Regions from separate parts of the Homo sapiens genome. Here region 1 is linked to region 2. A link is a loop called in an ENCODE intact Hi-C map of the cell type or tissue named here. Cell type or tissue: heart right ventricle. All regions are shown on one strand. Links, peaks and the distances in the headings refer to the core of each region. The heading gives the core; the rest is flanking DNA.

The links. A loop is a pair of places that touch in the nucleus more often than their neighbours do. Peaks named below come from ENCODE experiments on the same cell type or tissue, not always from the same donor. Only the 100,000 strongest peaks of a DNase experiment are listed, where the experiment ranks them.
Region 1: a loop joins it to region 2, with 9 times the contacts of the local background. A loop is called at or near these places in 2 of 110 quality-filtered maps.

Annotation. Positions count from the first base shown.
Region 1 is chr3:19,710,674-19,726,876 of GRCh38, forward strand. LOC105376984 (a long non-coding RNA gene) reads left to right here. Exons shown (of 3, transcript XR_940643.1): 2 at 12,240-12,366. Among named protein-coding and RNA genes, the nearest start is that of EFHB, 220 kb to the right of the region's middle. In heart right ventricle, for the core only: no CTCF peak of the experiment used is centred there; no DNase peak of the experiment used is centred there.
Region 2 is chr3:19,800,778-19,816,980 of GRCh38, forward strand. No RefSeq gene overlaps it. Among named protein-coding and RNA genes, the nearest start is that of EFHB, 130 kb to the right of the region's middle. In heart right ventricle, for the core only: no CTCF peak of the experiment used is centred there; no DNase peak of the experiment used is centred there; H3K27ac peaks cover 1,696 bases.

The sequences.
Region 1 (16,203 bases), core at 4,475-12,474, 90 kb before region 2:
GCAAAGTCCTTCCCTTTGGAAATTTTACAATCTAATTGGTAAAATGAGACATGTATAGATGAAATGATTCATAAAGGAGAAAAGTATGTAATAAAATAATTATGTGGAAGAAATAATAGTGTGATGAAGGTGTTAAACAAGCATAGGCGGTATTGTGTATTTCTTCAATTATTGAATATTAATTTACTACTTTGGTCAGGTAATACGATATTTCAAAGACTAATTGGATATGAACTCTGTCCTCTAGACTAGAAGTTTATAATATAATTGGGAAAATAAGTACCTATAAACAAAAATAAAACTGTATTACAAAGCAAAATATAATGTGTCTTAAAATATCCAACATGAAAAATTAGAGAAACTCATCAAAAAGCTTCTGAAAGAGCTGATTTTGAGGGCTGAGGAGACTTTCAATGGGTGAAAAGTGGGTGGAGAGTTCCAGAACGGAATTATACATGTGAGTCTGCATGTATATACATGCATGAATGCATGCATAATTAAAAATTAAGAAAAGGCACAAAAATTTAACTGGTTATTTATGAGTTGGGAAACTATAGGGGCTTGTTTATTTTCTTAACCTGAGTTTTCTCTCAAAAAGCAGTCTGAGACAGGTAGTTATTTTGGGAAGTGATTCTAAGCAACAGAATTGAAGAAGACCCAGTGAGAGTGAAACAGAAAAGGAGAGAAAGTCAATGTAAGTGTGCAGTCTTGGCTTGGTCACTGCTGTGGGCACCTAGGCCTCAGTCCTGCTGAGATATTCTGAAAAGCCATGTGGAATATGCCTCAGAATTGAACACCTCAGGGACAGGAGACATTTATTCCCTGGCTACTATGCCCATTGATCAAGAGTTACCCCAGGGATGCTAACACCAGTGCATTTGCAGATTATCCTTATGCAAATACTAGGTGAACTCCCACAGCTTCACAGTTAACAAACAGAGTCAGAAAATTCTGCTGAGGTAAGGTTACACTGGCACAAGGCTGGTCACTCCAGGAACAGCTGGGGTAAATTGTGTGCCCAGGGGGTGTGAGGAAGGGTACAAGATATGTCAACTACACCTGTCAGCAAGCATTTCAACAGTAGTTCTCCTCTTCATTTTTATTTTCAAGAACTTGTTAAATAGTAAATTGTCAATTTGTATTGTTACATTTAAGATATCGCCCTATAAACAGGTCATTTACATTTTAACAGAAATTAAACCATAAAAAACCTAGGTAGATAAATTAGGTTTATATTGAGATAGTTAAAGAGGAAACTAAAGTGGTTTTTCTTTTTCTTTCCTCTGAAAGAAAGTTTAGGAAGAAAGAAAACTTACTTTTACTGATAAGTACTAAATGTCATGCCCTGTGCTAGATACTTTGGAATATTTTCTCTAACTATCAACTCTATGAGAAAAACATTGTAATCTAGATCTGACTTGAGCCTATTTGCACCTCAGAGATTTCAGTTTAGAGGCTTGAAACAGCTCTTTCACAGCCTATGCAAATCTTAATACACACTCCAAAACTCCTGTGACTCCCAACTCTACTTCAAAACCTTAGCTCCTTCATCTGGGAGTGACATCCTAATAAGATCTTTTCTTGTAGAGTAGATGCAACTTGTCCCTTTAGTAGTTAACACCAAAAAAATCCAGTCACACTCATGCTTTTGGAAGTTTAGCTTGGGCTTTTAAAGCTTGAGGAATAACGGAAAGAGATCACACCCGTCACCACCCAGGCTTCCTTCTTCTCTAAGTCGCCTCATACCCTACTCCTTTCCAAAAGCCTGCTCCACATTCACAACCATCCTGATTGCACACAGCCGGCCTCTGGGGCAGGGAGTGTTGTTTCTGGCTCTGGATGTGGCACTCATGGGGAGCTGCCTGATCCATCTTGTCAGCCCTCCTTATCTCCCTAGAGTTGAATAAAGTGACATCGTTTCCACAACACTATTTGTTTAGCCAAGAAAATGTGTACTGACTGTCTATTCTCTTACACATTAAGCTCTGTGCTAAAAACTACAAATTATAGGCACTGACCTTGCCCAGATGGTACTCAGAGTTTTGTGGAAGAGATAGACAATTAAAATCGTAATTCAGTGTGATAAGTTTAGTGGTAAACATTTTCAAGTAACAGAAGAGATGATTAACTCAGTCTAAGGCGATCAGCAAAGCTTCCAAAAGGAGTTGATACCTAAGACGTATTTTAAAGGATGAACAGGGGATTGTCCTATGGAGAAGGGAAGGAAGAGCATTCTAAGGGCCACATAATTTACAAAGGCACACAAGTAGGCAGCTCCATGCTATATTTGAGAGAAATTAACATAGTTTTAAATAAATAGATAATAAACATAATGGGAGGAAAGTGTGAAATGAATTTGGATAGGTAGATGAACACTAGATGATAAAGTCTGGAGTCATGCTAAGCACCTCAGACATCTCCTGTTGATGTTGAGGGCCAGAGAAAGATTTGAAACAGCAAAATAACACGGTAAATTTTCTGTCACTCTGGTTACCATGTGGAGGACCACAGATCAGTCATAATGGAAGCAGGAAGACCCATTAGACCAGTAGCCCAGGTAAATAACTATTACACCACAAACCCTGACGGTGACATTGAAGATGGGTATTTAAAAGAAAAAAAACAGGCTTTAGAACTAGTTAGAAAATGAAATTGACTGTATTTGGAGATTTGTGGGATGTAGAGAGTAAGGAAGATGTTAAAGTCAAGAATGATATCCTAATGTCTGGCTGAGTGATGAGTGGTGACTCCATCAACCATTAAAAGAAATACAGGACAAAGGAACAGGTTTATGGTGGGTGGTAGAAAGGGAGTTTAATTTCAGGCAAGTTAAGTTTTAGATGCTGTAAAACATTATATTGGCTAGCTATTGATGCAAAATAAACAATGCTAAAACTCCGTAGTTAAAAAAAGATTACTTATCGTCATTCACATACCTGTGGACTGACTGGAGTTTGGCTGATCCAGGCTGGGTTGAGATGGGCAACTCTGATTTAGAATTAATGAGTGGGTCTGCTTCTCACCACAAGTCTTGGGTTGGATGGTTGGATGGGAAGGTTCTGTTCTATGTTTTATTCATTTTCCTTGAACCAATGAGCTATTCAAGACATGTTTGGGTTTTTTTTTCCATAAATATAGCAGACGTGGGAGAGAGCAGGCAGAAACACACAAAGCCTCTTAAGGCCTAGGCTCAAAACTGGTATACTATCACTTCCCTCCATATTCCAATAGCCAAAGCAAGGCACATGGCCAAATTCAAAGTCAAAATACCTTTTACCCACAAAGAGACTATGGCACGGGTGTGGAAGCAGACAAGGGTGAAAAATTGAAGCCAATAATATGTTGGCTCAAATATCCAGGAGAAGATTTGGGTAAGGCAGTTGGATATGTATAAGACTAAAGCCTGCAGAAAAACTCAGGCATAAAAGTTATAGATTCTTGTTTAATTGGAGTATAGCTCATGAATAAAGTGATAAAAGGAGATTGTATGTAATACATATAGTAATAAGAGGCAGCCCAAAGACAGACTGCTAGGAACGACCAACATTTACAGAGTAAAAGATGGGATTCCTTGAAAGAAATTGAAAAAGAATTGGTCACTAGGGTTGTAGGAGGCACAGGAGGGTTTCCTCTTAGGGAAGCCAAGTAATTAGAGCCTTTCAAGAATAAAGTGGTTAAAATTACATCACACTACTAGAAAACTAAAATATTTATTGAGTTTCTACTAAAGGCTGAGTATTATACTAAATTCTTTTACATGAATTATTTCACTTAACCCTTATAAGGATGAAATGAAGTGTATAACATTATTATCCCCATTTATTGATATGGAAATTGAAGTGAATAGAAATTAAGAAATCAATGCAAATTCATACAGCAATTGAGGCAGTATGACTTCAGAACTTATTCTCTGGACCTTGATGAGAGACTGTGTCTTAAGAATGTTAAATGCCAACTTTTCACTCTGTAAGAAATAATACTAAAAATGGCCGATATTTACATTAAAAAAAATATTCAGAGGATCGATCTAATTTGTTTAAAATCATGCAATTTGCAAGTAGCAGAGGCAGGTTTTGAACCCTGATCATTCAAACTCCAGGGTTCTTATACTGATCACAGTACCATCAACGTAGTAGTAATTCTTCTACACCTTTATTTCACCCACAGCTCTTCTCCAAGAACATGGGCTTTTCACCAAGGCTTCACCTAGCAACATTGCTTTTGTTCTATCATTTAGTGAATGACAGCTTAAGAAAGCAACAAAAAAGTAAAATATATGGATCATGTACAACTTTTCTTTCTGATTGATGTGAATTTCAAATAAGACTCAACAAGTAGAAATCAAAATCTGGTAAATATCAGTCAAACTACTGTTACTTTTAGGAGCCTAGGCTTGCTCGAATAGATAACAAATTGAACATACGTTTATCTACTAAATACAGTTCAATTGTACTCTTTATGGATAAGGATAGATCTCTTCACAAAACCAAAGCATTTGACAAATTCATAAATTGAATCTACATGATATGAGATCTTTGAACGTATTACTTGGCAAGATATTATACCTTTCCAAGATACTATAGAGAAAGAAAGAAATTATATCCTATTCTACAGTTAAAACCACATAAATGACACCATATAAATGGGCAAAAGTGATAGAAATGATAGAAATTATTGAAAATAAAGATCATTTGTTGAAGAGAATTTTTCTTTTATAAAATTTCCATTATTTAATTATAATAATGTTCATTCAGTAAATTATTTTCTTTTTTCTGAAAGGTTTTGAATCTACCCTATGACCCCTCCTTCCTTTTGAAATGAAAAAAAAAAAAAGAAAAACAACAACCAAAAAAAAAAACCTTCTTTTTTTTTTGTCACTTGATTTATTGTCGTTCTTAGAGGCAGGGTCTCACTCTTGCTCATAGTTCACTGCAGCCTCAACCTCCTGGGCTTAAGCGATTCCCCCACCTCAGCCTTCCAAGAAGCTGGGAATACAGATACGTGCCTCTAATCCTGGCTAATTTTTCATTTTTTGTAGAGATGGGGTCTCACTATGTTGCCTAGGCTGGTCTCTTACTCCTGGCCTCAAGCGTTCATCCCACCTCCGCCTCCCAAGTGCTATGATTACACGCAGGTCGACCACACCTGGCCTTGAAAAAAAACTTCTAAACATAAGAAATGTTCTTATGATTCATTGACATCATGTAAGAAAATTTTGCCTAAAATATTCCTCAATGTCTTTTTAAAACAGAAAATAATTTATTTAATAAATAAACTGAATTAACGGAATCCACTACTCAGGTCCCCTCCCCAAATTTTACTTGGATCTCAAGGACACACATTCACAGATCAATCCAATTACTTACCCAGCCTTTTGGGTTTAAGAATAAGCCATTCAACCCAAATTAAAGCTTCTTATAAATCTCTTTCTGTATCAAGTTTGGGAGAAACGCATATATAATTCCAAACCTTAAAGAAAAGAGAATATCCTTTGATGATGAGGCTATGACTTCATGCACAGCGTGAACAGGGCATTCTTTCACTCATTTACCCTTCTGTCCTAGCAAGTCTGAACCTTACAGGTTTTTTGCTCAGTGGGGGCAAGTTCCCACTTTACACACTTCCTTCACCCAAACCCATAATTTGGTGGAAAAGAACATGATGCAGTCCCCCCATACTCTTACTTTATACCTTAGAACACAATCAGCTATGTCATATTAAAATTTATTGTACATGATCCCATTTCTACTGCAAAACAGAGAGTAATTTGAGAGAAGGAACTTCTTGTATTCATCATTATACCCACGATGTCTAGAGCAGTGCCTGCTGTTATCAATAGAGGTTGTTAAATGGGCATAGGTAATTGCCAATAGAAACCGTGTGTTGCTAAGGCCCAATCCAAGTGACTGGTGATAATAATAAATGCTAATATTTACAGTCTTCCAAGAATAATGTTAAAAATCTTTTATGTGTACCACTTTCTTTAATCATCACTGGAACTCTATGGAGTTGGCACTATTGTTTCCTTCATTTTGCATATAAGAAAACTGATTCAGAAGTAAATAATTTGTGTAATGCCCTATGAATAGTAAATTGGAAGGTCTAGATTCAAACTCAGACATTTTGACTCCGTTCTTTCCCAGTGTTATAAGCTTCCTATCTTCGGTACTAAGGACAGCATTCTCAAGTGAGAACATGGAATGTTCTCTTTCTTCTGTATCTAGAAGAGGCACACAAAGCACAAGGAGAAAATATAGTTTCTTTCAGTTCCTGGACTATAACTTTGAGTTCTCTGGGCTTGTCCCATCTTGAGGTCATGGAAAATAGAAAAGAAAGGCCCTCCCTGCAGCTTTGAGTTCAGGAAATTCCTCCCTCTTTTATCTTCTTTTCTCCTGCTCTTTGCCAGAATATATATTGACTCTCCATTCTGACCCATACTTTGCCTATTGCTCCCAATTTAGGCTCAATAATACAGTTCCATAGTGCCCCTTTACTGATTTAGAAACCCCATCACCAAGTGCTACTGCCACAGACCCTAGACTGAGGGCCCTATTAAGGCCAGGGCCCTATAAATCACCCCCTCTCCCAAACCAGACAGAAAATACTTCCAGAAAGGGACACCAGCCACTCAGAGTGAGTTAGTTTTCTTTGAGAATATTCATTCATATTTTCTTTGACTCTCTCCAAATTTTCTCACCTTTAAAATGAATAATAATAATTCTTAAACACTAAGCCAATCATAAAATTTGCATACACTTGATCTTTATTATACCAAGTATAATCTCCAGACCAGGAACTTGGAATGTGGATTCTTAAGCCCCACCTCAAAAATATGGAATCAGAGACCTCATTTAGCAAGATCCATAAGTGATTTCTCACACATTTACATTTTGTGAAGCATTACAGTAGATGACAACCACTCTGTATTGAAATTCTAAAATATTTTCTACTCTTTATTCTTACAAAGTACATAATTCCTGCAGTTCATTCCAACATATTCCATATGTTTCTCTGTGTAACTAGAGGAAAGATGCAGCAACACAAAGCAAGGGCAATATCATTATTCTAGATACTGACTTGGGCCTATCTTGAAATGTTTATTGATTTGAGGTTGTTATTCAGAGTGTTCTCTGTTACTTTAGAGTTATCATTTTACTTTTCCTTGCAGAGAATGCCTTTATATATCAAGGCAGGGCATTGATATATAATAATATTACATAATAATATTATTATAATAATAATACATAATAATATTATTATATTATAATAATAATACATAATAATATTATTATATTATAATAATAATATTGCATTAATCTAACCCTAGAGGCTACCACATTTGGTACACAGTAGGTAACAAATAGTATGCTGAATAAATAAATGAGACCATTTTGTATTGCACATATTTGTTTTTCTAAATTAACTCCACTGTGAGATTGTAGAACCCTTGGAGGTAGGTGGCGTGTCTTACTCATCTTTGCATTTTCTTCCAACATCCAGCAGAGTACCTTACATGTAGTATTTGGTGCATAAATGTTTATTAAATTGAACTAAATTGGTCATTGGGCATGAAAAACAAGAGGTCATTTACCAAATTGGAGGATTTAATCTGAGAGTGAAGTTCAACCTGTTGTCAAGGAAGCAGGATGGAGAAACCATTAACAAGAAAAAAGTAATTATTACCATTAAAATATAATAGGATAAAATCTTACCTAAGGGAAAAGAAAAAAAGGACGTTAATTTTCTGGTGACTTAGTGAACATTAATTTTTTAGTGACTTACTGAGTTTGGGATTACTTCTTGACTCAGATGTTTTTTGATGCTTATGCAAATGGGAGAAATAACTACTTTAAAAAACATTGTGATGTCATGGAAATGCCACAGGCACTTTCCTTGTGTGTAAAATGGGAACAATGGAAAAACATCTGTTTTACAGATTGTTGTGAGGGTCAAACAAAACTCTGTAGGTAACGGGCTCAACACAATTCTTGACACTTACTAGATACTGAATAAATGATAGTTTCCTTCTTATTGTAGTAAATCAAATGCGTTTACTATACCCTGTTCCTTCATTTATTCATTACACATTTAGTGGATATCTACTCTGGAATCCAGAGAGGTTTCATAGTATAATGGCACTTGTTTCAAGCCTTGAAAGATAAAAATGTTAATAAACAGAGAAAAAAAAAAGAGAATTCAGATTGAAAAACAACATGGATAATAGCACAGTTAGGTGTGTTTAGAATACAAGGTAAGTTGAGGAATAGTAATAGAATTTGAAACTGAAAAACCGCAAGAAAATGGATGTCTTTAAATGCCAAGATAAATATTTGGATTTGCATTCTGTAGGCTTTTGGAAGCCACTCAAGACTTTTGGCATCACTCATGGCTAACTTTTTATCCTCTTCTCATCTCATTCTACACAGTCTTCTCTAGATGACCTCTATTCCTATGGCACTAGACAACTTAGATTACCCAAATCTACATCTCCAGCCCAGCTTGTCTGAGTTCACACCCATACATGCAACTGCCTAAGAACATCTCCATATGGAAAGCTCACAGATACCTTTCAGCTAACCATGTAAAGTTGAACTCATTATTTGTCCCAATTGTTCCCTATGTCAGATTAATTCCATCTTCATCCACCCAGTTCTTCCAGATTAATAATTATGATCCATCATTACTTTTCTTTCTCCCTTATCTTCTATATCCAATCATAACATTCTCTAGAATCAAACTTGTAAACATCTCTTGAATTTTTCTATTTCTCTCATTTTAACTGAACCCATACTTGCCCAAGCCAATGTGGTATCTCACTTAAATGGGTATAATAGTCTCCTAACTGGTCTTCTGCTTCAGCTTTTGCCCCTCTCCAATTCATTCTCAACACAGAAACAAAGATTTTTTTTATAATGTCAACCTGAGCACATTGTTGCCTTGCTTGAAACCCTTCACTGGCTTCCCCATTACACATGAAGCGAAATTCCAACTCCTTAAAATGGTTTGCAAAGCCCTACACAATTTGGACCATATTCATCTTCATCTTTATTTCCTTCTACTTTCCCCCATGATTGCCACACTTCAGTTAGGCTCTTCTAAATCAGGGTCTTTACACATGCAGTCTCCTGTTCTTAAAAAGCTCACCTTTTCTTTCTCCAATTGATGTGACTAACAACACCCCTTGTGCATCAAGTGTACAGTGCATTGTGCAATGTCTGCCCTCCTGGGAAGAATGCACAAAACCAATCTTAACTCTCTGTGCCGTGGTGCCTAGGCAATGCCTGGCAAATGGTAGCTGCTCGATAAAGGCACAAATAAAAGGAGTGATATAACCAGAACTGTGTAGAATCCAGAATCCATTTGATGTCAGATGATAGGTTGTCTTGGACAAGTCAGAAACCAAATTCAGCAAGCTATTGACAAATTAGATGAGAGCCAGGCCTGAGTTAGATAAATAAGGGGAAAAAAGATAGATACAGTAAAAACTACTGATGTCCACAACAATATTCTAGAACTGAAATAAAAACTCACCACATGATGTCTACACAAAGACATGAAATGAGACCAAAAGTATCACCGTATATCTGGACTGCTTAGAAGAAATCTATTACTCTAACAGCTCTTCTTCCTGATTCTATAGCCTTTGCCATTCTCCCTCAGAAAGTGGCCTCAAAATGCAGCCTACGTTTTAGGACTTTACAAACCTATTCAATCTATAATAACTGCTTATAAGTCTATTTCCACTGCCTTAGAAAACAGCTTAGACAGATTTTCAAAGGCATTTTAATCTACCTCAAGAGAGAAACTGTTTACATATCCTTCTAGAACCACTACATTATTTCCTGTATTATATTTGATGTGAATAAAACTAGAGGGAAATATCTAGTAATGTAAAATAAACCCAACAATATTGTTCAGTATAACTACTGGTTAATATCTAATTTTGAAAGTGTATTTTTGGCTGGGCACTATGGATCACACCTGTAATCCCAGAACTTTAGGAGGTGAAGGTGGGAGGATTGCTTGAGCCCAGGAGGTCGAGGCTACAGTGACCATGATCATGCCACTGCACTCCAGCCTGGGTGACAGACTGAGCAAGACCCTTTAAAAGATGAAGGAACGAAGGAAGGAGGGAAGGAAGGAGGGAGGGAGGGAAGGAAGGAAGGACGGAAGGAAAGAAGGAAGGAAAAGAAAGAGAGAGAGAAAGTAAGTTTATTTTTTGCAGGAACATTTTTTGCTTGGTATCTCTATAACTATGGGCATTGATCACTCAGTGAAAATATCATTAGGATGTTTAACGGAAAAGGCGTATCATTGAATATGCTTTCAGTCAAACCCCAGCAAACTAAGAATCTGCCAATAAGCTGTTTTAAAGTCAATTTTAGAACTTTGACTTCTATGGTTAAATGTATTTCCAAGAAGCCAACTAACCTAAATATCAGAGTAAATAATAGGTCTTTATTCCTATCCACTACTCTGGACCCATCAACACCACTAAAGGAATGATTTTTTTTCTTAATCCAGGAAAAAGATAAACAATAACTTTTTAGTTTCTGTGAGTTAGGTTTGAAGGAAGCAGCGGTGTTGAACAAAGATTTATGCAATGACCTTGAACAAGTGCCTTCCCTGCCTTAGTTGTCCCATATTTCAAAAGAGAAAGGACAACCAGATGATTATTAAGTCTTCTGCTCTTGGAAAAATGTCTTATAGTCCAAGAGAGAGTCAAAGTGTCATATGATGGGATGTGTGCAACAATAATATTCAGGGGTAACTAGGCACTGCCTCTCCCTGGAGCTATTGAGAAAGAAAGTCTTCAAAGGAAAAAAGAAAGGCTCTTGAGCTGAAGCCTCCAATGATAAACAAGAGTTGAATCAATGACAAAAGGAGAGAAAGGCAAGCCAGGCAAAAGAGGCAGTTTGGACAAAGTCCTCAAGGTCTGAGAAAGCATGTGGTTACAGGAATCAGCAAGTGTTTTGTGATAGCTAGTGCACAGTATGCCAGAGACAGAACTGCAGGAGGTGAGCTTGGAGATGCAGGCTGGAACCAGAAGAGTTGATGTACATTGGGTAGACAACTGGGGAAGGGAAGGTGGGTGTTAAGGGATTTTAAGGAAGGATAAAGTGTGAAAAATTTTTTATCATACAAAAATTACTCTGGAGTAACAACAGAGGATGTAAAGAAAGTAGGAGATACCAGATACAGGAAGACCAACTAAGGCTATTATTGTGAAGTTGTAAAGTAATGAGTGGCAGTGAGGATGGAAAGGAATTTTTTTTTTTTGAGACAGAGTCTCACTCTGTCTCCCAGGCTGGACTGCAGTGGTGCAATCTCGGCTCACTGCAGCCTTCCCCTCCCGGGTTCAAGCAATTCTCCTGCTTCAGCCTCCTGAGTAGCTGGGACTGCAGGCATGCACCATCACGCCTGGCTAATTTTTGTATTTTTAGTAGAAACAGGGTTTCACCATGTTGGCCAGGATGGTCTCGATCTCCTGGCCTCGTGATCTGCCCACCTCAGCCTCCCAGAGTGCTGGGATTATAGGCGTGAGCCCCTGTGCCTGGCTGCGAATTTTTAACACACATCAAAGAAACCCTATATTGTGAGGGGCTAGATAGCTTGATAAATGATTGGATGTAGAGATAGGGTAAGCTGATGCTTTTATCAGGTGAAAGTACAACAGAAGTGCTAACATACACTGCTGGTAAGAATGTAAAATGGTGCAACCACTATGAAAAAGTTTGGCAGTTTTTCAAAAGATTAAATATAGTTACCAAATAACCCAACAATTTCACTCCTAGCTATATACCTGTTAAAGTGAACTAAATATGGCCTGAGAAGGACTCCATACTTCTATATTTGAGTCCTTGTGGACAAACTGCAACCTACCTTAATAGGTAGACAAGATTGAAAACCTAACTTTGGAGTATGCATCTGTAACAATAGCTAAGACTTGGCCAATCCTAGTGGCCATACTTCAACCATTCATACACTACTGAGTGTTCAAACTGTGTTCAAATAAGGCAAATGCTGAGCTGTATCCAATCCAGCCATTCTGTACCTCACTTCTGATTTCTATATGTCATTTCCCTTTTTTGTGTCTATAAATCTTCTTCCACCATGTGGCTGCACTGGAGTCTCTATGAATCTGTGTGATTCTGGGGGCTGCTCGATTCATGAATCATTCATTGCTCAGTTAAACTCCTTTAAATGTAATTTGGCTAAAGTTTTTGGTTTTTTATCAGATGGTGCCAGAAGTGGGATCTCAAGTAGAGCTTCCCATGACCCCCAGAAGTGCTGAATGAACACACAAGGTACCGGGTGCAGGACCACTTGTGTCCAAGGATTTCCCAGAGTGGCTCAGGATCTTGGGTAAGCTCCCTTTCAGATTTTGGTGCTCCACGAATTTGTGTTTTGAGATTCCCCAAGTTTCTTTGAGCAAATTCCTGACCCAAACTGGGTTTGGAAGTCATGACAGAAACTGGACTGGGTCCAGGAATGGATTTGATCCAGGAATTAATGGGCTTGGATCCAAGTAGAGGCCTCTTACATCTGACTGGGTCAGAAATGAACTGAGAGTAAGCAGTAATATTGCAGGGGTTATAAAAGTTGGCTTTTGAAAATTCACAGGGATTTTTGTGTTTATTTCATTTTTCTTGTGCACTTAGGTAGGAAAAAAAAAGATCATTGGCAAAGTTTATCAAGAGAACCTGAGAGTAAAGTCATTATTTTAAGACAGAGGGATCCTTATTTCTGGAAAACTGAGTTCCTTGTGGCTTATACATTAGGCCTGGAGGCAGCAAAGTCTTACAGAAATGGCAAAATCTTACTAAAGATAACTTACTGTGGAGCATTCCAAATAAACAACACCTTGAAGCGCATTTTAAAATGAGGGCTCTCAGTAAAGTCCCTTTCAGCTAAGAACACAGTTTGGCACTATGGGATGTTAACTGCTATTCTCTTTGCAATAATCTGCCTTGCACACTTTGCTGACAGCTATGGGTGACAGGATTAGGCATGTATAAGGGACCATGGGACATGGGGAGCTTTTTCCTCCCCAAAAGGGGAAACTTGAGAGCTGATGGGACTGCTGGAAAAGGTCCCTTCGTTACTGACAAGCGGCTACCTGAAATTTTCAGTGTTGCTGTAATGAGTGGGTGGATCTTTCTCTGGCCTCCATGAGCTCTTTGCCTTCAACACCCTGCCATAGGCAATGCTTTTCCCTCTCTCTTTTCCCTCTCTGATCTTTTCTACCACTCAGAGCGGCCATCTTGCCCAGAGACCACATAATGAAACTCCTATTTGGAGGTTGGACTAAAAATGATGGAGCCTATCTAAGGGCAAATTTAAGCCTTGCCAGTTCAATATTGGATGTTAAGCAGAGTGGTTAATGTCTATGTTTTGTCACTTGTATTTTACTCTGGCCGGAACAGAAAAAGATAATTTTCTTTTGTGTTGTGGCTTAGCCCCCAGGGCTACAGTGCAGTGAGCTGGGTCACAAGGGCCACTCAGGGAAAGGAAATCCAGAAGCCTGGCATGCTGGCAAGAGGGTAAGAATTTCTTACCAGTCAGACTTCTGGCCTCTCTCTCTCTCTGTGTGTGAACTGGTTAAATGAATGGTAAAAATCCCTGTTTATCTCCTTTGTAGAGTTTTGATTAATGGGAAAAAGGACTCACGAGGCTAATCTTAAGCTGTAGTGAATGTAGTGTGCTTTGTGTGTCTTTCTGTGTCCTATAATGGAGAAGGGTATACCTTAGGATAGAACATGGGCTTAGAATACCTGTAAGCCCACTGTTCAAGATGATCCAGCAAACTGGTTAGTTATAAACTTTGCTGCAGGTCCCTGAAAAAAAAAACTGGATGAGGTTTCCCTCTTGTCTTGTGTGTCCTTGGGAGCTTGACCTTGTGACCACATGACCATGCTTTCTCTTTTCACAAGAGAAAAGGTTGCTCAGGTTCAGGGTTCAATTCCCAGCTTGGAAAATGAGTCCTTTATCTTTTGCTGTCTATGTATTTATATATATTATATGTGTGATGTTTATATATGAAAGAGCTTTAATTGGTTTAAAAATAAAAGCTTAAATATTTTGTCAGAAAAGTAAAAAGTGTAATGCCTTTTTTTAGTTCATGTGACTTAAATAATCTTTGGGAAATCAAGACAGTTTTAAAGATTATTGGTAAAATAAAAATTTCTTCAAAAGTGTAAACATTTGGTCTAAATTATGCAGGTCAGATATTAAGTTTGCTAAATGCTTTAAGGTCATAAACTGCTTCTTTGACTTTTAAAAATTGTTCAATTACTTTTTGGAGCATTAAATTCTAGATAAGACATGAGGACATGTGAAATTAGCCATGCCCCCTAGCTATGCAAAAGTATTAAATAAAAGAGATTTTATACAAGAAAGGATCTTGTATGGTAAATTCTCATCCTAAGCTAAAGTAAAATGACTGGTTGTTTAAAAAAAGGATGTTTAGGACAAGTCAGAGAATCTAAGCATGCCGTAGGTGGTCTACGTAAGCCATGAAAGAATTCATGAAAGGGAATGTATGCAAGAAATGTTGTACAATTTAAAGGTGATTAGGCCTCCTAAATACTTTGTAAAATGCCACTGTGACTCTTAATGGTACAACTTGCTTGCTTTACAGTTAGGTAAGGCCTGGGACACGTGGAGTGAGATGCTAGAAAGAGTCAGACCTTATTTGCATTTTTGTCTGGGTCCTAGGCTCCACACCTACTATCTAATTAAAATCCTGAACTTACCAAGGTTTTTCACCAAAAGCAAAAGTTGCTAAGGCTTAACAGTGTAACATGTATTTGAAACTACTGAAAAAACAGTTTTACATGTGAAGTATATAAAGAAAGTGAAATGTGTTTTTGGTAAAAGATTATTAAAAGTCATAGGAACGTGAATTTTTTTGCCTAAGTTTAGAGGGTTAAAAGGATTGTTTTAAGTGAGATAGGAAAAAACTAAAGGTCTAAACAGGTTGTGGAAGGTTTGTAAAAATTAACCTTGTAAAAGAAATATCTATGTGTGAAAATATTGACTAAATTTAAAGGGGTATTATTCAGTTTTTCCATAAGTTGAACATAGAAATAAAACCACAACAGGGATTTCTTAAAGTAATAATCTGCTCTTTAACAAAAATTTGTAAAGAGTTATAAAAGGTTTATAAAAATCTTGCCTTACAGTCAAACTGATTAAGATTGGATATATTTGTCTATGAGGTTTTATTAAAAATTGGGGTTGACATTAATAGTTTACTAATGTAAGGGGTAAATTTGGCTTTCTCTCTTGAACAAGATTTTTGTGTAATATTAAAAGATAATGAAAATTTTTTGTTTGCCTTTTAAATACAGTACCAAAAAAAAAGAAGGGAAAGACAAAAGACAGATTGTTTGGAAAGCTAAGTTTTCTCTTTATCAATGAGCAAAGGTTTTTGCCTTTTTAAAAATTTTTGAGTCATCATTTTGGCTAAATGAATGATTTATATAATCTGGAATTCTAGTTCATAATATCAAGTGTTTTAAACCTTTAACATACTTAGTAGGCTTCCCAAAATCAAATTTCAGCTTCAAAATAGTCTTTTCTGACCTCTAACTTTGAAATGCTACAGAGGGTCCTTGAAGCATTCAAAAGAGAGGTAAATAGAATTATTTAACATGTTAAGTTAAATGGGAAGCATTGTCAAAATAAAGATAATGTTTAATCTTCAGGCTATATTTTAGTGAATATTAATATATATTCCAAAATTGTATAGGATTTCTAAAATTCTAATATGTCTAAGTATATGCTATCAATAATAATTACGGTTGCTATGTTAAGGTATTGTATACCACAGAAATAGCCAAATTTCCTTGTATAAAATTGCTAACCCAAGTAGAACAAAAAAATTAATTAAATACCAAGAAAATACTTTGCCAGAGTTTCATGTTAAACCAGCCAATAATGAAATTGTTTGGATATACAATTTGAACTCCATGATCTAAGTCAAATACCTATAATAACCCATTAGTTATTAGTGCTATGCACCTAAACTGAAGAAACAATTGGTATTCGAGAGGACGTAAGTCCAATGGTAAGCATAGACTCATGGAAAATCAAAACAGCCACCTTGTCCTTCCTGAGTCCTTAAAGCTTTTGTTATTAAAGTTTCTGCATTCCATGACTCATCATGGAAAAGATAAGATGATCCAAATTGAATATATT
Region 2 (16,203 bases), core at 4,069-12,068:
GGCTCCAGAGAGCTCCTTCACCCTATCTGCCATGTAAGGCACAGGCAAAGATGGCTGTCTGTGAATCAGAAAGTAGCTGACACTAAACACCAAATCTGCTGGTGCCTTGATCTTGTGTTTTCCAACCTCTAGAACTATGAAAAATAAATTTATGTTGATTTATAAGCCACCTAGTTTTTTGGTATTTTGTTGTAGCAGCCCAAATGGACCAAGACATTGGACAACAAAACAAATAAAATTATACAAAATATCTCTGGCCACAGTGGAATTAAACTACAAATCAATTAGTAAAGATATCTGAAAAATCCTCAAATATCTGGAAAATAAACAACACACTTCTAATAAAACTATGGTTTGAAGAAAAGCCACAATGAAAATTAGCATATATTTTAATTGAGTAAAAATGAGAATATGTCATATCAAAATTTATGAGATGCAAATAAAACAGTGCTTAGAAGGAAATTTACAGCGTTACAATTCTTGTATTAAAAAAGAAGAAACGTCTCAATACAAATAATCTAAGTTTCCACCTTAAGGAATGAGAAAAGAAGAGAGAGAGAATTACATCCAAACGAAATCAAATGGAAGGAAAAAAATAATAAAGATAAAAACCAAAATCAATAAAATTGAAAACATAAAACTAATAGAAAAAATCAGTAAAACAAAAATATAGTTCTTTGAAAACCCCAAAAATATTGCAAAAGCTCTAGTCAGTTAGACCAACAAAAAGAGGAGACACAAAAATAATTTCAGGAATTAAACAGGGTACATTACTACAGTCACACTGATATTAAAAGGTTAATAAAGAAAACACATAGATAAATTTTTGTCAATAAATTCAACTACTTAGATAAAAGGAACAAATTTCATGAATGACGTATACTAGCTTCCAGCCTTTAAGCCATTCCAGCTGATACCATGTGGAGAAGAGACAAATTGTCCCTACTGAACTCTTCCTAAATTTCAGATTTGCATTCAAAATAAATGTTTTAAATCACTAAAGTTGTTGATGTTATTCAGCAAAATGTAGCTAGAACAAACGCTGCACTCAAACATAAGTGGAATGTTTCAGTAAAATGGAATAATTACTCCAATAAACAATAGGCTAGTTCATAAAGCAACTCTCAGCAAATGACAAAGGATTGATATCAATCAGGATCTATTTATAAAATTAATCTATAAATAAATAACAAAGAAAAAATCTCAAAATATTTGTAAATTAAATATTATCCTAAATAACACATGAATAAAAAATATATATAATAGAAATTATAAAACATATTTAACCAAATGATAATGAAAATATTGTTTCAGGGCTTTTCCTTAGTTCAGCTAAAGACAGGGTTTTTGCCCATCCCACAGCCACGAAAATTTAGGCTTGCAGATGGTTTAAAGGGTGAGTAAAGCAGGGTTCTATTGGGTGAAAAGGGAAAAAAAGGAGGAAACAGGGATTATCACAAGGCCTGAGTCTCTCCGCTAGAGCACTTCCCGCCCAGCTGATTGAATCCCAGGTTCCACACAGGAAGAGGAGGGGCCAGGCTCCTCCCCATTGCAAACGGTGTGAACTTCCCTAGGCTCCACCGCAGTGGGCAGGCTGGTTGGAGTTTCTCCAGGGACCCCCTCCCATCTGCCACCTGGCTGTCTCAGTATGACATGTAAAAACATATAGAATTCAGGTAATTTTTTGTTGAGAGAAAAAGCTTCAGTTACAAATGCATAACTTAGAAAAGAAGAAAGTCAACTACTTAAGTATCCGTCTCATATAGTTAAAAAAGGGGGAGAGAGCAGAAAATCAAACTGAAAATAGAAGAAAAGAAATAGTTGATATAAGAACCAAAATAAAGGAAATAGAAAACATATGTACATTAGAAAAAATAAACAAAGTCAAACCTTGGTTAGTTCTTTGAAAAGATCAGTGAAAGTGATAAGCCTCTGGGGAAATTAATAAAGGAAAATGTGAAAGTGCAAATTACGGTAGTCAGGAATGAAACACACGGACTTTAAAAACTGAAGAGGCTATCATAAACAAATCGAACCAAATAAATTTTTAATTTTTAATGAAGTAATAAAGTTCCTAGAAAAACACAATTTAAAAAATTGACATAGGAAGAAATACAATATTCGAATAGCCTATATCTATAAAAGAAATTAATCTGATTATAAAAACCTTCCCAAAAGAAATCTCCAGTTTTCCCAAGATGGTGGATTAGGGGCTTTTAGCACGACTCAGTGCCTTGAAAGTAGCAAGATCACACATAAGAATCAACTATGTGAGCTTTCATGCAAGAAGGAAAACGGGAATGCACCAAAATCACAAAGGACACCCCAGATCATAGGAAAGAGAACACAGGCAAACAGCTGCCATGACAGGTATCCAACTGATAAAAGTGAATGAAGCCCCAGTATACGAGAGAGGAAGAGACTCTCCCTCTGTGACTCACCTTTCCACTGGGGGTCCAAAGCTGAGAGAGAGCACTTTGTTTCTTCCAAGCCCTGTAGTTAACTTGGGGAGAGTCTTGGAGATGTTATGAGGGAAAAATAGTGGGAAAAACTGCAGACATTTTCCCAGTCCCAGGACAGAGAACAGGACACCGTTTTTAATCTGAGTGCATACAAACCAGCCATTCTTTGGTGACTAGGCCCCATGGCTGCACAGGCATTTTAGTCTTGAGCTGGAGATGAGCACCTGCCCTGGAATAGAGTAGGGGCCTCTATAACCAGAATTGTGGAAAGCCCCCTCAGCAGTAGGCACTGGAATTGTGCTCTCCCCCATGGAAGACTTGGGGCAGGATATCCGCCACAGCTGTGATTTCTCCTAGGTGATAAGAATTGCAGCCTGGGCCAGTTTGGTGACCTGGAACTGGTCTCTATGTGTCATTGCTGGGTGCCTCAACCTACTCGCCTGAGATTGTGGTGCAGCAGGGCCCTCTCCACTCCACCCCCAGGCAGAACTCCAGGCATTTAGAACACCCACATGCTTGGATGAGCAACCTGAGCCATCCCACCCTTCCTGTGCATAGATCATTGTGCAGTGGAGTCCTCTCCACTCCACAACCAGGCAGATCTGCAAACATCAGGAGCATCCACTTACATAGACTAGCAGCCTGAGTCACCCTGCCCTTCCTATGCAGCGATCCTGCTGGAGGAGAGCACTCTCCGCTCCACACCCAGGCAGATCTCCAGGCATCTGGAGCACCTGCTCACCAGGATTGGCAGCCTGACCACCCCACCCTTCCTGTGCAAAGATCTAGGTGCAGGGGGGCCCATCTCTGATCCATGCCCAGGCAGATGTCTATGCAATTGAAGCCCCCACTCACTTGGATCAGCAGCGTCATCTGCCCCATCCTCTCTGTGCAGAGATTGTGGTTCAGCAGAGCCCTCTACCCTCCACACCCAAGCATATCTCCAGGCATCTGGAGCTCTGACTCTCCTGGATTAAGAGTTTAGCCTCCCCAAACCACACTGCCTGCATCTCCTCAACCCACACCACCTGCGCCGAGAACTTCCAGCTGAGGATGATTCCCAGCTCCATGCCTAGGCACACCTCTGGGTGCTTGGTGGCTGCCCATTAGATTCTCCTTCAGTGCTAGTGCTTGTGCCTGCAACTGGGGGACCTGTAGGTGAGCCTGCCCAGTCCAGCCCTGCCTGTCTTGCTCCCAACCAACCCCTGGGACTGAGCAGGGAGTTCAGACCACTGTTCCCTCCTTGGATCAGCCCATTGCCTGAAGCAACAGAGAGCTTCTCCCAGGAAACAAGGGTCAAGTATATACCAAACAAATTGACCTATAAGCTCTGACCTCTAAGCACCATCCACTGGCTTGTAGGTCCAATCACACAGCCCAATATAAAACCTGTGAACAGAAGTGCATAGTGCTGTAGTAACAAAATCAAAGGACCCTACTCAGCATTCTCTACAGTCACACCCTCCTAGGAAGGGGGAAGGGGGAGGAGGGAGGAGGAGGGAGGAGGAGGGAGGAGGGGAGAGGGAAAGGGAAATTTTACAAACTAATATTATTATAGGGAAAGAAAGAAAAAGAAAAAATTCTATCCATAAGAAAATAGATTCAAGAATTAGAAGTGCCTGTGTCTCCAGATGAGAAGGAACCAATGCAAGAATTTTGGCGTAATAAAAAATCGAATGTAGTGACACCACCAAAGGTTCACACTAGCTCACCAGCAATGGTCCTTAACCAAAGGTGAATCCAGCACCATCACCCTGATACCAAAACCTGGCAAAGACACAATGAAAAAAGAAAACTTCAGGCTAATATCCCTGATAAATATAGATGCAAAAACCTCAACAAAATACTAGCAAACTAAATCTAGCAGCACAGCAAAAAGTTAATTCACATTAATCAAATAGGCTTCATTTCTGGGATTTCTGGGATGTAAGGTTGGTTCAACATACATGGATCAAAAAATGTGATTCACCGCTTAAACAGAATTTAAAACAAAAACCATATGATCATCTCAATAGACATGGAAAAAGCCTCGATAAAATGCAACATTCATTCATGGTAAGAACCCTCAACAAAACTAGGCATCGAAGAAAGAAACTTCAAAATAATAAAAGCCAGCTATGACAAACCCACAGCCGCCATCATACTGAACACAGAAAAGCTGGAAGTATTCCCCTTGAGAACTAGAACAAGACAAGGATGCCGACTCTCCACTCCTATTCAACATAGCATTGGACGTCCTTGCCAGAGCAATCAGGCGAGAGAAAGAAAGGCATGCAAATAGGAAAAGAAAATGTCAAACTACCTCCACTGACAATACGATTCTGCACCTAGAAAACTCTAAAGACTCCACCAAATGGTTCCTGGGACTGATAAACAACTTCAGTAAAGTTTCAAAATGCAAAATAAATGAACAAAAATCAGTAGGATTTCTATACATTCAAGCTGAAAGCCAAATCCAGAATGCAATCCCATTTACAATAGCCACACAAAAAAATACCTAGGAATATGCCTAGGTATTTTCTCCTCCTCTAACCAAGGAGGAGAAAGATATCTGCAAGAATTACAAAATAATGCTAAAAGAAATCATAGATGACACAAACAAATAGAAAAACATTCCATGCTCATGGATTAGAAGAATCAACATTGTTAAAAATGGCCACACTGTCCAATGCAATCTACAGATTCAATGCTATTCCTTTCAAACTACCATTGCAATTTTTCACAGAATTAGAAAAAAAATTTAAATTCATATGGAACCAAAAAAGAGCCTGAAAAGCCAAAGCAATCTGAAGCAAAAAGAACAAAGCCAGAGGCATCACATTACCTGACTTCAACCTATACCATAAAAAAAAATTGACCATAGACCAATGGAACAGCATAGAGAACCCAGAAATGAAGCTGCATTCCTACAGCCATGTGATCTTGGAGAAGGCTGACAAAAATAAGCAATGGGGAAAGGACTTTCTATTCAATAGGTGCTGGGGTAACTGCCTAGCCATACGCCAAAGGATGAAACTGGACCCTTACCTTTCACCATGTATAAAAGTTAACTCAAGATAAACTACAGATTTAAATGTAAGACCTCAAACTATAAGAATTCTAGAAGAAAACTTAGGAAATACCATTTTGAACACCAGCCTTGGGAAAAAAAATTATAACTAAGCCCTTAAAAGCAACTGTAACAAAACAAAAATTGATAAGTGGGACCTAATTAAACTAAAGAGCTTCTGCACAGCAAAAGAAACCATCAACAGAGTAAACAGACAACCTACAGAATGGGAGAAAATATTCACTAAGTATTCATTCGTCAAAGGTCTACTATCCAGAATCTATAAGGAATATAAACAATTCAACAAGAAGAAAACAAATCACCCCATTAAAAAGCAAGCAAGGCCAGGCATGGTGGCTCATGCCAGTAATCCTAGCAGTTTAGGAGGCTGAGGTGGGCGTATTGCCAGAGCTCAGGAGTTCGAGACCAGCCTGGGAAACATGGTGAAACCCCATCTCTACTAAAATAGAAAAAATTTGCCGGGCGTGGTGGTGAGCGCCTGTAGTCTCAGCCACTCCAGAGGCTGAGGCAGGAGAATCAATTGAATCCAGAAGAGAGAGGTTGCAGTGAGCTGAGATCGTGCCACTGCACTCCAGCCTGGGCAACAGAGTGAGACTCCGTCTCAAAAAAAAAAAAAAAGAAGAAGACATACAGGCAACCAACAAACATATGAAAAAGTATTCCACATCACTGATCTTCAGAGAAATGTGAATCAAAACTACAACGAGACAACATCTCTGACCAGTCAGAATGCTATTATTAAAAAATCAAAACATAACAAATGCTGGCAAAGCTTCAGAGAAAAGGGAACATTTATACATTGTTGGTGGGAATGTAAATTAGTTCAACCACTGTGGAAAGCAGTTTAAATTTTTCTCAAAAAACTTAGAACTATTGTTCAAGCCTGCAATCTCATTACTGGGTATATATCCAAAAGAAAATAAACCATTCTACCAAAAAGACACATGCACTCATATGTTCATCACAGCACTATTCACAATAGCAGCAACATGGAATCAACCTAGGCGTCCCTCAGTGGTAGACTGGATAAAGAAAATGTGGTACATATATATTACAGAATACTACATGGCCATAAAAAAAATTATGTCCTTTGCACCAACATGGATGCAGCTGGAGGCCATTAACCTATGCATATTAATGCAAGAACAGAAAACCAAATACTGTATGTTATCCCTTTTAAGTGGGAGCTAGATATTGGGTACTCCTGGACATAAAGATGTCAACAATAGACACTGGGGACTACTAGAGAAGAGAAAGAGGGAGTAGGGAAAGGATTGAAAAACTAACTATTGGGTACTAGCCTCACTTCCTGGGTGACAGGATCAATTGTACCCCAAACCTCAGCATCACACAATATACCAATATAACAAACCTGCACATGTACCCTCTAAATCTAAAAAAGTTGAAACTAAAAAAAAAAAAAAAAACTTCCAGGCCCAGATATCTTTACTAGTGAATTCTTCTAAACATTTAAAAAAGAAATAGCAATAATTTTACAAAACTCACCCATATTCTAGGGAAAAAAATAACATTTTCCAAATCATTTTTTTGAGTTCTGCAAATCTTAATACTAAAAAACCTGGCAAAGAAATTTTAAGACGGGAAAATTACTGGCTATCTCTCACATAATATAGATATAAAAATCCTAAATAAAGTATTACCAAATCAAATACAATAATAGAAAATAGATAACATATAACTACCAAGTTTTCATTTATTCTAACAAAACTGGAATAGTAAGCTAGCCTGGTCTAATATGTAATAATCAGTCAATGTAATTCACTACATAACAGAATAAAGGAGAAAATTAGTTTATCAGCTTATAAATGTAAAAAAAATGCAACATCCATATGACAGGTAGAATAATGCCCCCACAAATATATTCGCATCCTAATCTCCAAAACCTGACATGACAAAAGGGACTTTGCAGATGCAAATAAGTTAACGGCCTTGAGATGGGGAGAGCACCCTGGATTATCCAGCCTAATCATGTGGTAACCTAATTATGTGGCTGATTAAAATAAGAACCTTTCCTGACTGTAGTTAGAGAGAGATGTGACTATGGGAGAATGGTGAGAGATTGAACATTGCTGGCTCTGAAGATGGAGGAGACAGGCAACAAGCCAAAGAATATTAGTGACCTGTAAAAGCTGGAAAAAAGACACAGATTCTCTCCTAGAGCCTCCAGATGGAATATATCTCTGTCAAAACCTTGATTTTCAGTCCATGAGACCCGTGTCAGGCTTTTTACCTAAAGAATTGTAGGATGATAAGTTTGTGTTGGCTTAATCCACTAAATCAGTATTAATTTCTTACAGCAGTAACAGACATGTAATAGAACCCATTAATGATAAAACTTTTACCTAACAGGGAATAGGAATGAAATTCCTTAATTTGAGAGTGTTGTCGAGATTCATAAAAGGTGTTCTTTCATACCCTGAATATTCAAGAATTTGAGTCCATAAAACAAACTGATAATAGACAGATTAATAAAAGAAAAAGCATATAAATGTATTAATATGTAAGCACACGGAGTCACACAAAGTATAGAAACTCAAAGAAGCACCAGATAGCTGAAGCTTAAATACTCTCTCTACAGGGGAGAGGAAAGTGAGGGATGTAGGCAATTTTAGAGGAAGAGTAAATGATTTTTTAGGGGAGATGAATGAGCCCAAAGTATAAACAATAGCCTGGGACAACGCTCTTCTGGGCTCTGGGTGTGGTGTCACCTTCCTTCCTGCGATATGCATCAATTTCCCATGGTTAGTGAGACATCTGGGGAAGAGATTCACAACAGTTGAATGTCTTTTGGAGGATCTGGACTTTAGGTAGATAGGCAAAGTTCAGAAAAAAGGCCTTCCCTTCATTTGCTGCTCCCCCAGTGTTCTCAGTGTAAAGTACAAAGTGGCACATTTCAGGATATTGTTTTCTGAGCCCCAACAGTATTCACCCAAAATTCACAAGAGGCCACATATTTAATGATGAAATGTTAAAACATTTTTCCTTAGATTGGGGAATGAGACAAGGGTGCCTGCAAGAATTACTTTTATCCAACATTAGTACAGGAGTCCCTAGCCATAAGACAGAGTTAAAAAAAAAAAGGTGGGGGGAGGGCTCAGAATTTTAAAAAGAGAAACTGCAATTATTCTCAGATAATCTAGAGACAAATTACTAGGATTAATAAGTGAATCCAAGGCTGAAAACACCTGAAAAATATACACAGGGAGTTTCCAGGATGCTGGAAGCATGTTGTTTGGTTTTTCGGTCTGCATGTGGTTGAGTTTATTTTGTGAAAATTCACCAAGCTCTTCCATTACAATTTTTGCACTTTTATATATGTATGTTCATGCTTCAATAGAAAGATCATTAAGAAAAAAAGACACGTGGGAGCCTGTCTTCAATCGTGATTATGAGTGGACACTCTGAATCTTGACTTATTCTTGGTTTTGCCTCTCCCATACAAGTTACTTATACAAGATCTTATACAAGTTACTCAACTTCTCAACATTTCAGTATTCTTTACTACAGAATGAGGATGATAGCATCCACCTTTGTGAGAAGATTAAGAGAGTTAATACACATAAAGTCCACAATGAACACTCAATAAATATTAACTATTTTATTCCATAGCCAAGAGATAATCCACAGACCTAAAAAGTGGAAGTCAAACTAGACGAGCAGAGTTAATTGAGAAATCTGGAAGTGACTTTAAAATAAGTATAATTAAAAGCTTTCAGATCATAAGAACAGTAATTTATGAAGGAAATACAGATTTTTTTAAAAAGTAGTAGATTATAAAATCTCAAAATGAGAAGTATAATCATTAAAATAAAAAATTTAGTAAGCATGTTAAATAGTAAATTCATCAAAAGTGAAAAGAGAATTAGTAAATTTTAAAGAATAAACTGAATGAAAATCCAAAATAAACACATAAGAATAATATATAGAAAATATGAACAAAAGTCACAGAGGCTAGACTTAGATACTCCAAATTACATCAAATCAGAACTCCTGAGGGAAAGAAGAGGGAAGGGGCAATGACTGTTTCATTATGTTGGGATTTGGGGATTTTTTAGACAGGGTCTCTCTCTGTCACCCGGTTTAGAGGATAGTAGAATGATCGTACCTGACTGCAGCCTCATCTTTCCAGCTCAAGTCATCCTCCTACCTCAGCCTCCCAAGTATCTGTGACTACAGGCATGCACCACCATGCAGGGCTAAACTTTTTAAAATTTTAGTAGAGATGTGTTCTTGCTATGTTGCCCAGGCTGGTCTCAAACTCCTGAGCTCAAGCAATTCTCCTGCCTCGGCCTCCCAAAGTTCTGGGATTACAGGTGTCAGCCGTCACAACTAGCCTATGCTGGGATTTTTGAAGAGCTGACGAAAGACTTGGGTCCTTAGATGAAGAAGGCACACTGGGTCCCAAGTGGTATAAATAAAAGTAAACCCACACCTAAACATCATTTTAAGGCTACAAAACATCAATAGTAAAAGAAAGCCTGACAAGCTACCAGGAAGAAAGACTATTACCTAAAGTAGAAAGATGAACAGACTAACATCAATGAATCAGCAACAATAAATAAATGTTGTGGCATACTGGAGCCAGCCTGCACCAACTCACAAGAGCCAACTGAGAAATTTCCAGGAATTTTGTGAACCAGTCATTAAAATGTCAGTAGTTTAAAATCAGCTATGGTGGGAGTATTTATACCATAGAAATTGATAAATGCTACAAACCAGAGTTCTTTCTCCAGCCTCCAGAAAACATTTACCAGCACATCACTGAATAAAGGCCAGAAACAATAAAAATCTCTAAAACACTTGATGAAAAGTAGCTCTCAGCCTAGGATTCTATACCAAGCCAAAACATCCTTTGAGACTGAGAGGAAAAATAAAAACATTTCCAACCTACCTGAAACTAAAAAAATTTGAATCCACAGACCTATGCCAAACAAAATACTGAAAGCTACATATACTTGGATAGGAAGAAAAATAAACCCAGAAGTAAGGAGTAAAGAAAATCAGCAAACTATATTCTTAAATATAAATCACTATTATCATTATTACAATTAACTGCAAAAAGTGTAAATAATTTATATTTAAAAGCAATGTGGAATCAAAATATTGGGCACCAATAACATGGGAGAAAACAATAATGAGGGGATGTTGGAGGGATGTTTAATATGCCAAAACTTTTGTGTTGTTCATAAACGAGATGAATAAATTGATTACTTTTTAGACTGCATCATAAAAACATAGTTTACTATGTGTGAGGATGCACTGGTGACAGCCTAACACACAGTGGGACCTTAATATATAATTTCTATGTCCATTACCAAGGGAATTATATTTTTCTTGTTTTTCTTAAATTTGGAAAACAGCACTGCAGAAATTAATCTAGGATTGAGCCCATTTTGTTTTGTACAAGTACAAAAAGACATTAACACTTGATATGAATTATAGTCGAGAGATATGGAACTAATATTGAAAGGAGTTAGCCAGCTTGCTTTAGTCAGACAGTAAGGGAAGTGCCCTCGGAGAATCTCCAACCCACCCCACAAGTGCTTGCACCAGATGTTTTGTGCAGATAAGGGAACTTGCACATGGGGCTTGCCTGAACATCCCCACAGCAGACTAAGGGACCTCATGTGCACTGTGGGGAGGGAGTGGAGCCACCAGGAATTCACGCCTTATACCCAGCCCCATCAGTTTTTATATAAAACCCCTGGTATTCAACTGTGAAGGAGACAACCAGGAGCCTGCTATCAGGACCCCTCTCTTTGCTGAGAGCTTTCCTTTCACTTAATAAATTCTATTCCACTCATTCTTTGAGGGTCCATGTGCCTACTTTTTCCTGGTGTTGTGACAAGAACCCAGACCTAGCTGAACTAAGGGGCAAAAAATCCTGCATCAATATTTAACATTATAACCATCTGGACATAAAATCATGATAACATGCAATCATGATCATTTTTATTCAGTTCCAACTTATTTTATTCTTCTGCTTGTCATGTCTACATCTCTATTATGGACTCACAAGATCCTATCATTCCTACAGACTTCTCAAAGCAAAACAATTCCCTATTAACATCATGGGTCTGATTTTTTTCTTTACCAACCATGTTTTAAGTGGTTCTGTACGGGGTGGAATTTTTTCTCTTTGCTGCTTCATTCCCATTGTACCAGACTGACAACATGAATTCTCATGGCCTTACTCTCAATTATTCTTTCTTGGAATTATACATTTAGTAATGCAGAGACTGAAAGGGGATCCAGAAAGAGAAATAGTGGGGAGTAGGAAGGGGGTAGAGGGTGATTTCAAGTGGATTTTCTTGTAAGTTTTTTGTAACCCTCACACAGAAGATAAATTTGTCACAAGATACATCTTTGCTGACAAAGAAACTCAGAGTAATAGAAGGCAAACGATTTCTTTTTTTTTTTTAGATGGAGTCTCACTCTGTCACCCAGGCTGGAGTGCAGTGGCGCGATCTTGGCTCACTGCAAGCTCTGCCTCCCAGGTTCAAGCGATTCTCCTGCCTCAGCCTCCCGAGTAGCTGGGATTATAAGCATGTGCCACTGCGCCCAGCAAATTTTTGTGTTTTTAGTAGAGATGAGGTTTCACCATGGTCGCCAGGCTGGTCTCAAACTCCAGACTTCAAGTGATCCACCCATCTCAGCCTCCAAAGTGCTGGGATTACAGTCGTGAGCCACCATTGTTCTGCAGTTACTCTGAGTTCTGATTTCCTCTTGTGAGGTTTCTTGTCTGTTTTATGAGGCATTTAATATAGAACATATTTAATACAAATAGACCTTGCCAAGTTCTCACTGAAGACAACCACTACTGCCCTATCCTTGCCCCAATCCAGCAGTTACTTATGACCAGGAGGACCCAGTTTACCTGGGACACTCCTGGCTTACATCTCTTGTCTGGCATAATTATTATTAGCACCTCCATAATTATTCATAGCACTCCAAAAGTGTCCTGGGTTAGATAAACTATATGGTCACCTTCCTTATGAGCAGTCAGTTATGCCTCTCCTGGATCAGATGTGGAGGGAAGGAGATTAGTATTACGGAGGGTTTATTTTGACTAAACACTGGTCTAGATACTGTGTAAGTAATTTCAGTACATCTTAACACAACCCTAGGAGACAGGTAACATTTATTACCAACTAGAGATTAGGAAAGTAATGTTCACAGAGTATGAAGTGGGTCCATGGGCATACAACTTATGAATGGCTAATTAAGGACCAGAATCCAGAGCTAAAGTCAAAACCAGTGCTCTTCCTCCTAGACCACCTTCCCAACAAAAGAAAACTGAATCAGAATATCACCATCTACCACTGTGAGATTTGAAAAGTTTGCCATTGCTCCCTACCAAGAGCCAAAGACACCAGACATTTACTGTAATGTATTTGGGCAGCCATCTGTGGAAAATTATCTGCAAAGATGACCACCCATAATTTCTGTAGCCGCATGCCATATCTCCTATCCAGAAGTGAAGTCTTTTTCCTTTCCCTTAAATCTGGGCTGGCACTGTGACTGGCTTTCACCAATGGAACACAGCAAAAATGACACTGTGCCAGTTTCAGGCCTAGGCCTTAAGAAACCTGGCAACAAGCCAGGCACGGTGGCTCACGCCTGTAATCCCAGCATTTTGGGAGGCCGAGGCGGGCAGTTCACAAGGTCAGGAGTTCGAGACCAGCTTGCCAACATGGTGAAACCCTGTCTCTACCAAAAAATATAAAAATTAGCTGGGCATGGTGGCAGACACCTGTAATCCCAGCTACTCAGGAGGCTGAGGCAGGAGAATTGCTTGAACTCGGGAGGCAGAGGTTGCAGTGAGCCGAGATCACGCCACTGCACTCCAGCTTGGGTGACAGAACAAGACTCCGTCTCGGGGAGGAAAAAAAAAATAACTGGCAACTCCTCTTCTGCTTGCTTACTGCCCCAATCCACAAGTAAAGAACTCTAGACTGGGCAACATGGTGAGACTCCATCTCTACCAAAAAAAAAAAAAATTTCAGTTAGCCAGGCATGTCCATGTAGTCTCAGCTACTGGGGAGGCTAAGGAGGGAGGATCGCTTGATCCGAGAAGGTCAAGGCTTCAGTGCACTGTGATTGCACCACTACACTCCAGCCTAGGTGTCAGAGCATGAGTTTGTCTCAAAAACAAACAAACAAACAAACAAAAAACAACAACAACAACAACAACTCTGGGCTATCCTAAGCTATCCTAATAGAAAGAAGGATTGCATGAATAGAAATGCCAGGTGGAGATGGATTAAAGCAACCCAGAGGATAGAAGGGAACACCACACCCCAGTATGTGAGACCATCTTAGATGTACAGCCTCTCCCAACCCTCAGATGAACAGTGCTGCATGAGTGAGCTCAGTCAATATGGGGAGCCAAGCTAACTCTGCTGGGTCCTACCCAGATTTCCTGACCCACAGAATTGTGAATAATCAGTGGGTGTTGTTTTAAGACACTGAACTTTGGAGAGGTTAGTAACACAGCAATAGTTAACTGATGCACTATCTTTTTCCCTACTCCCTTATCTCTACCACACTCTGAGGCTCATCTCTCTGGGTCTTTTAGAAAGCCAGGGAATGATGGCCAGGCAGGAAACACTGCCTTGGAGCCCGAACAAGCCAGCAGGCTTGTTTCCTCCTCCTGTCAACATTTCCCATGCCAGCCTTGCCCCATTCCCATTTTGCTTTGCCTCACATGAAATTATAGAAATTTCCCCATTTCTCCTTTATTATATCTATACCTCTGTCCTGTAATTCCAAGGCCACTACCATGCCCACTTTAGATCTTCCCTCAGACTCTAAAACCACACTTTTCCGGCTGGGAGTGATGGCTCATGCCTGTAATCCCACCAGTTTGGGAGGTCAAGGAGGGAGGATCACTTGAGCCCAAGAGTTCAAAACCAGCCTGGGCAACATAAGGAGACCTTGCCTCTATTTTTTTTAAAAAATGTTAAATAAATAAATTAAATTAATAAAATTACAATTTTCCTATGGCTATTCTTGAGTGTGAGGAACATCTGTAAATGTGTGTCTGTGTATGTGTGTGCATTTGTGTATGTGTATGTATCAGTGCACATGTACTCATTTTTATGTATATTCCCTAAATCTCAACAAAGTCAAAATTACACTTAACTCTACATGTGTTTGAGTCATGCAACATACATGGATGTCTAATCTCTTTATGTAAGTTTCCCAGTGCCAACTAATAATGCATCAATTTCCAACAAAAAGCCCCTGTAACTCTTTAAAAAGATTCATTAATCTAATTTTATTAATTCAGTAGTCACAATATGAATACGCTGTATTGACCTGAAGAGCTTATTTCATGTTTTTAAGAGATTTAAACTGTTTCCAATGGCAACCAGAGAATCAGCTTGACATCTCAGACAATAAAACCTTAGCATTCATCCATATCATGAGCCAAGCAGAGAGCTGGGAGGTTTATGACATTTTAATCATTGATAATTTTGGTTGTGCTGATGAGAAAACTTTTTAATGTGAGGAACTTGGAGAGGGTTCCAAGGAAAGCTGCCAAGGTAATTAAAGCAGCCTTGTAAATTGGTTTGAAGAATATGCCAGGCTGACAAAACAACCATCAGCCTATATGACCCTCCCCTCCCCTGGCCAACCCAATCTATTCGTCAGATAACCTCAGCTTAATTGAAATTGACAACACAATGATGACAAATATGTGCCATGGCTTAAGCAGCACATACTACCTTATAATCCTTTACAGAATGTGGCAATAAATAATGAGACTGGTCATTTGTACCCTGCTGACTTCCTGAAAGTGTTTTAGGCAGCTTACATTTAAAAATGCAATGAGAAGAATGTGTAAAATTAACACAAGGTAATAGCCAGTCTCAGCCGTTTCAAAATGTGTTTGGAAACTAATGAAGGAGTGGAAATTAAGCCAAAATCATGCTAAATGAGGAAATTTAGGACATATGAATATAAATATAGTCCTCACAACATAGGATGGAGGAAAGGTCATAGGAGGCGAGGGAAAAGCACACTCACAGTGAAGTGTAGGGAATAGATGAAAGGAAAAGTAGAGGGAGAGTACCAACATATACTTGATTCCAGTCTACATACAGTGAACTGTTCTAGGACTTCTAGTATCTCATTTAATCTTCACAGTAATTGATGAGAAAACTGAGACTCAGAACCTGGGTAACTTGCCCGAAGTCTCGCCTCCATAACGTGATGAAACAACGTGCCCAACCTAAAGCCATTTGACTCCAAACCCAGTATTCTTTCTGCTCAACAATTCTCAGTCAAGAAGAGATTTATTTAAGGACACTAAGCAATAGAATAAATTGTGTTATGCAAAGTCATTCTTTCACCTATGCAAGAGTGTTCCTTGTGGGCCTGTTTTCAGAAGACAGGTATGTTGTACTGCTGAGGCATTTGTATACAATGGTTAAGGGCACAAGCTCTTGAGAGTGAAAGCAAATTTGAATCCCAGTTGCATCACTTCCTAGTTATGTGATCTTTGGCAATTTACTGGACCTCTTGGGGCTTCAGTTTCCCCATTAGAAAAGTGAGAACAATTAAGCCTGGCTCACTGGATGGTGAAAGGACGACATAACACAGGCAAAGTGCTTAGCACAGAGTTCTGAACACAGTAGAACTTAA